2 separate regions of the Homo sapiens genome follow, and region 2 is linked to region 1. Evidence: read pairs that join two places in POLR2A ChIA-PET (ENCODE). Cell type or tissue: endothelial cell of umbilical vein. All regions are shown on one strand. Each heading gives the region's core, and the rest is flanking DNA. Links, peaks and the distances in the headings are about the cores only. Region 1 overlaps SLC13A5 (solute carrier family 13 member 5). Region 2 overlaps BCL6B (BCL6B transcription repressor).

Evidence for each region. Peaks named below come from ENCODE experiments on the same cell type or tissue, not always from the same donor. Only the 100,000 strongest peaks of a DNase experiment are listed, where the experiment ranks them.
Region 2: POLR2A ChIA-PET joins it to region 1 with 5 read pairs; 2 of 35 experiments call an interaction of 5 or more read pairs at or near these places.

Annotation. Positions count from the first base shown.
Region 1 is chr17:6,701,663-6,704,380 of GRCh38, reverse strand. It overlaps SLC13A5 (solute carrier family 13 member 5), which reads left to right. Exons shown (of 12, transcript NM_177550.5): 4 at 325-503; 5 at 1,243-1,411. Among named protein-coding and RNA genes, the nearest start is that of SLC13A5, 10 kb to the left of the region's middle. RefSeq lists enhancers at 661-1,371, 2,520-2,718. In endothelial cell of umbilical vein, for the core only: a CTCF peak has its summit at 2,404; no DNase peak of the experiment used is centred there.
Region 2 is chr17:7,025,264-7,028,275 of GRCh38, reverse strand. BCL6B (BCL6B transcription repressor) reads right to left here. Exons shown (of 9, transcript NM_181844.4): 6 at 1,655-1,819; 7 at 1,441-1,571; 8 at 1,189-1,326; 9 at 1-773. The coding sequence ends at 657. Among named protein-coding and RNA genes, the nearest start is that of BCL6B, 3.7 kb to the right of the region's middle. In endothelial cell of umbilical vein, for the core only: no CTCF peak of the experiment used is centred there; no DNase peak of the experiment used is centred there; H3K4me3 peaks cover 1,449 bases; H3K27ac peaks cover 1,569 bases.

The sequences.
Region 1 (2,718 bases), core at 219-2,718:
CCCCTGCTAGATGGTGGGGCAGGGGTGCTCCTTAGAACCACGACTGGATCTGAGGCCTCTTGGTAACCCCAGAAGCAAGCAGAGTAGACATCAGTCATGGGTGTGGGAGAGGCAGGAGGGAGAGAGGAATGGAGGAAGCAAAGAAGGGAAGGAGGGAGGGAGGGGAGGCTCTAAAACCGTCATCCCTATTCCAATATCTGATCTTGAATTGGCCTCAACACCTGTGCATCCCTGCAGGGGTGGACCCAGTCCCCAGTTGCTTCCCAGGGAGTACGGGGGTGGGGTGGGGATTCTCTGGCTTTCCTCCCTGCCCCTCCTCTGCAGGCTGATGCTGGGCTTCATGGGCGTCACAGCCCTCCTGTCCATGTGGATCAGTAACACGGCAACCACGGCCATGATGGTGCCCATCGTGGAGGCCATATTGCAGCAGATGGAAGCCACAAGCGCAGCCACCGAGGCCGGCCTGGAGCTGGTGGACAAGGGCAAGGCCAAGGAGCTGCCAGGTGAGCCCCTGGCCAGGGCACTGCCAGGCCACAACAGCAGCCTTCCCCTCCCTCTGCTGGCAAATGCTTTGGCCACCTCCTTCTCCCTGTCTGCTTCCCGGAGCCCTCCTTTAAACACGCATAGAGAAAAAAAAATAGAAAATACTGTTGTCCTAAGTTTTAGGAGGGGATTATTGCACACAACTTAGATCCTTTAATAGAGCTTTGAACAAAGTCTCACCCTCAGTTCCCATCAGTTGCAGAAATCAGTGTGTTCACCTGATTATTCATTTGGGCATCTTTCGAGCACTTAGGGATGCCCCTCACTCCTTGCTACTCCTGCTCATCCTCAAGGAGGCCTTTTCTGACCTCCTCGAGCAGCTCAAATCCTTCCACTCTCTGCTCCCATAGGTCTGGGGCTTGGCGTCCCATGCTTGCTTCCCTGCTAGGTGCGAAGCTCAGGGAAGACGAGTCAGCATCTACCTTGCCGTCTGCCGTGTTCCCTTACCATCCCCAGCCCAGTGCAGTAGAGTCAGGGTCTGTGGCTGACGGCCTGATTGCCAGACCCTGGGCAAGGTCCTGGGGCTTACAGAGAGGAATCGGGCACATCCCTGCCAGCAACTCTTATGGAGCCCAGTGGGGCAGCTAAATCAGCAGAGCTGGGATTTCCCAATCCTCAGGTCAGCAGCAGAGTCAGGACCTGGGGCTGGGTGGGCAGCCCCCATGACTGGCTCAGCTAACAGCGCTGTGCCCACCACAGGGAGTCAAGTGATTTTTGAAGGCCCCACTCTGGGGCAGCAGGAAGACCAAGAGCGGAAGAGGTTGTGTAAGGCCATGACCCTGTGCATCTGCTACGCGGCCAGCATCGGGGGCACCGCCACCCTGACCGGGACGGGACCCAACGTGGTGCTCCTGGGCCAGATGAACGAGTGAGTCCTTGGTCGCACCTTCTGGGGACAACGAAGTGGGTACCGGGGCTGGAGGGACCTGCCCACCTCTCTCTGCTCCTCTGCAGAGTCCTGGAAAGCCTCGGGGCAGCCAGACCTGGCCTGGGAGCCTGGCAGGGGTGGAAAGATGTGGCCCCATCTAGCCTCTGTGTCCTGGCACCCCTGTGCCCACACAGAAGCCTTAGAGAGGATAGGGAGCTGATGTCAGGGGAGCTAACGTCCCAGTCTGCTTTCTGCTATGATGCAAGACCCACCACCTCCCCTGGGGTCAGGGACTCTGGCTCAGAGAGGGAGTGTGGATTGAACTCTGAGCTAAAGTCATGGCAGATGACAATGTACTTCCAGACGCTGGGTCCTTGGTTGAAACTTGTAGAAAATAGACACCTCTAAAAGACTCCCCAGCACTCCCTTTGCTCACTGCTTTTGGTGGCTAATGGTGATGGCCCCATGGCATCCGAGGTCTACAGATGGTATGAAGGGCTGGGGTTGGGTCATTCACTGCTTCACTGCTTCGTTATAGTCCCCTTGTGAGGTATCAGGTGAACCATGGGATGGTTTGGAACTTTCTAGCCTTGGCCACAAAGGGATGCAGGCCATGAGGACCCCAAGAGGGAGAGAAACCTGGGCCCTGCCGCGGGGTAGTCATGGTCTGTTGAGGGTGGCAAGATGCCTGGGGCTTCCAGGCATGTCTGGTACATAAATGTACTAATTGAGGTATGTACTAATTGCAGTGGGCAGGCACAAAAATAAGGTGATGCCATCCTTTGCAGACAGGAGCCTGGACAGGGGTGGGGAGGGCAGTGGGCGCAGGAGCTGGGAGGTGGAAAGGACAGGTCTGGAGCCTGGCTGGGCAGAAACGTGAGGTTCAACAACCCGTTTGTTTTAATTTCGGGAGTGTTTTCTGTAATGATATCCTTACAGTTCTCCAGTAACTTTCTTTGGGAAGAGCAGCCCGTCTGGGCTGAGTGGGGAAAGCTCTGCGCCTGCTTTGACACTCTTGAGCTAAAGGGGGCGCCCCTGGGGCTAGCAGAGCCCCGGGGATGGGAGGCGGGGCCTGTGGTGGAAGTGACCCTCCTCCAGCCTCCGCTCTGGGAAGCTTTTGAGATTTCCTTTGCTAAGTGGGGGGACCGTTCTTTGCAGAAACCCACAGAGCGAGATTGCTGAGGTCTCTGCAGATCCCCAAAGATGTCAGCCAAATTACATGCATGTGTATAAAAGGTGTATTTTTCTTTTTTTTCTTTTTGAGACAAGTCTCGCTCTGTCGCCCAGGCTGGAGTGCAGTGGCGCGA
Region 2 (3,012 bases), core at 216-2,715, 320 kb before region 1:
CCAGAGCTGCCCTAGAACAAATAAAGGTTCCAGACCTAGAATTACAGGGGCAGAACACAGAGAACCCCTTTTTCCATTTTAAACAAACTAACAAGCAAACAAACAGGAGAAAGAACAATTCTAAAGATAAAAGTTATGACAGAAATAATATAAAATACCCAAGCCAAACGAGAGAGCCAAGGGCTAGTAATCTCTGCCAGCAGAGCTGTGATCTCACCTTCTGTGTTTCTGGTCACTTTTAATCACACTTGTGGAAGAGGGGAGTGGGAAATGCAATCGAATGAAGGCCCCGGTGCCACCCAAAGGCCTCAATAAATTATATTTACAGATAAACTGAATGCAATGGGGGCCACAGGTGGAGGGCTATTCCCTTAGGGAGACCAGGACTCCAATCTCTCCCCTTTCCCAGCCCCTAGCTAGCTCTCTCCTCAGAAACAATCTGGCTTGTGGGGAAGAGGTTTTGACCAGCAAAACAGAGGCAGATCTAGCCAGGATCTGCCACCCCTGCTCTCCCCAGTGAGAAATTAAGAGGGTGGCAATTTCTGATACCAAAGTGGCCTGGCACACCCCTATGCCCAAGCCTGATAGGGAAGCAAGGCCTGGGCCTGCAGCTTTCCCACCCGCAGGAAGCAAGTGGGGCCTGGGCCTGCGCTCAGCTAGGGCCCCCCGAGAATGTGGTAGTGCACTTTGGTGTTGGTAGCAGCTCCGTGTTTCTGGCGCAGATGCAGCCGCAGTTGACTCTTGTGCCGGAAATGCAGGCCACAGGGGTCGCACTGTGGGAGGACAGCCAAGTCAGGCCCTGCCCCATCCACAATCACCTTTTAGGTGTTGAGCCGGGCGGCCGTCCAGCTCTCCCAGGTGGGAACTATCCAGCGGAAGATCAGCTCTTTGACTCTCACATCCTCCCAAATCCTCAGGGGTGGCTGAGGGGATAGGCCCCGCCTTATTTAGCAAAGGTTTTCCCACTTCTCAGCTCCTCTCTGAGAAAACAGTGCTCAGCCCAGGAGCATCACTTCTATACCTGCCCATCCTGACTCCCAGCCTCCACCCCTTATTTGCTTGGACTCTTCCGGCCACCGCTCATTTCTAAGAGATCTAGGGACAGCCAGGCCCGCACCTCTCAGAGCCCACCCCTAGGCAAAGGAGAGGTAATTCTAAGGCAGTGGGCAGGCCAGGTTGGGTACCCACGTGGTAAGGCTTCTCTCCGGTGTGGATGCGAACGTGGCTCTTGAGGGTCTGCAGGTGGCGGAAGCGGGTTCCGCAGGTAGGGCAAGGGTAGGGCTTCTCCCCGGTGTGGATCAGCACGTGCGCCCGCAGATGTGCCACCTGGGAGGGAGGAGACTTCAAGTCCTGCCTCTGGGAGGAACAGAACCCTCCCTATTGGCCCACCCCACCTCTTGCAGGTTTGCCTTGGAAGCCACTTGGAGGCTGGCTCCGTACCTGTACAAAGCGCGAGCCGCACGTCTCACACTTATACGGCTTCTCTCCCGAATGGATGCGGCTGTGCGTTTTCAGGTTTGCTGGCCGGTTAAAACGGGCTCCGCAGATTGAGCAGTGGTAAGGCTTTTCCCCTGGAGGCAGAGAACATGGGAGATCAGGGACTTTGCCCTAGGACAGCTGTGGGCTTGAAGGCCAGGGCCCTCTCTTCCCCTACCTGTGTGCACTGTACGATGACTGGCAAGGTTGCCCTTGTAGCGGAACGAAGACCGGCACAGCTGACACTTATAGGGTTTGTCTTCGTCCCCAGGAACCAAGGAGTCCAGCCCCGATGAGCACCCTGCCACAGCCTCACAGTTCTGGCAGCTGAAAAATTCACTTCCTGGGAAGGGGAATGGGTGACGGCAACCATAGTTATTAATGAGGGCTATCTAGGTACTACTGAATCCTCAAACCACACAGTAGCAGGCTTTCTGTTTCCCAATTTATTGTTAAGACTTCTGGGGCTGGTTTGACTTGCTCAAGGCCAAGTAAGAAGATAGTAAGATGAGCCAGATCTGACTGCACATCTGTCTGACTCGAGTACTCAGCTAATCTCCTCTTCAATAGCAGTGGTGGGGGCCAGGTACGGTGGCTCACGACTGTAATCCCAGCACTTTGGGAGGCCGAGGCGGTCGGATCACAAGGTCAAGAGATGGAGACCATCCTGGCCAACATGGTGAAACCTCGTCTCTACTAAAAATACAAAAAGTAGCTGGGTGTGGTGGCACGTGCCTGTAGTCCCAGCTACTCGGGAAGCTGAGGCAGGAGAATCGCTTGAACCTGGGATGTGGAGGTTGTAGTGAACCGAGATTGCGGCACTGCACTTCAGCCTGGCCACAGAGTGAGACTCCGTCTCAAAAAAATAAATAAATAAAATAAAAGCAGTGGTGGTAGGTGGAGGCCCCTGCTAGTGGGAGGAGTTTTGTTTCTCCTCCTGTTTTTTTTTTTTTTTTTTTTTTTGAGACAGAGTCTTGCTGTGTTGCCTATGCTGGAGTGCAGTGGTGTGATCTCGGCTCACTGCAATCTCCACCTCCCGGGTTCAGACGATCCTTCCACTTTAGCTTCCTGAGTAGCTGGGACTACAGGTGTGCACCACCGTGCCCGGCTAATTTTCATTTTTATTTTTTGTAGAGACCACATCTGACTATGTTGCCCAGGCTGGCCTTGAGCTCTTGGATTCAAGTGATCCTCCTGCACTGGCCTCCCAAAGTGCTGGCATTACAGGCATGAGCCACCATGCTTGGCTAAAATCTCCTCCTCACTTGCACCACTCTGAATGACAGCCTGCCAGAGAGGCCCTGACAAGCTTTGGGCTGACCATTCAGCTCTGAAAGGGGATAGGCCAGAAATTCTCAAACTTTGCTGCTCATTGGAAGCACTGGGAGAGCTTTAGAAAAATACTGATGACTCGTCCCATGTCCAGATATTTTAATCTATGGAGTGTGACCTGGGCAGTGGGAGTTTAAAAGCTTCCTAGGTGATTCTAATTTGTAATAAAGTTTAGGAACCATTGGAATAGGCCTTTCTGGGAGA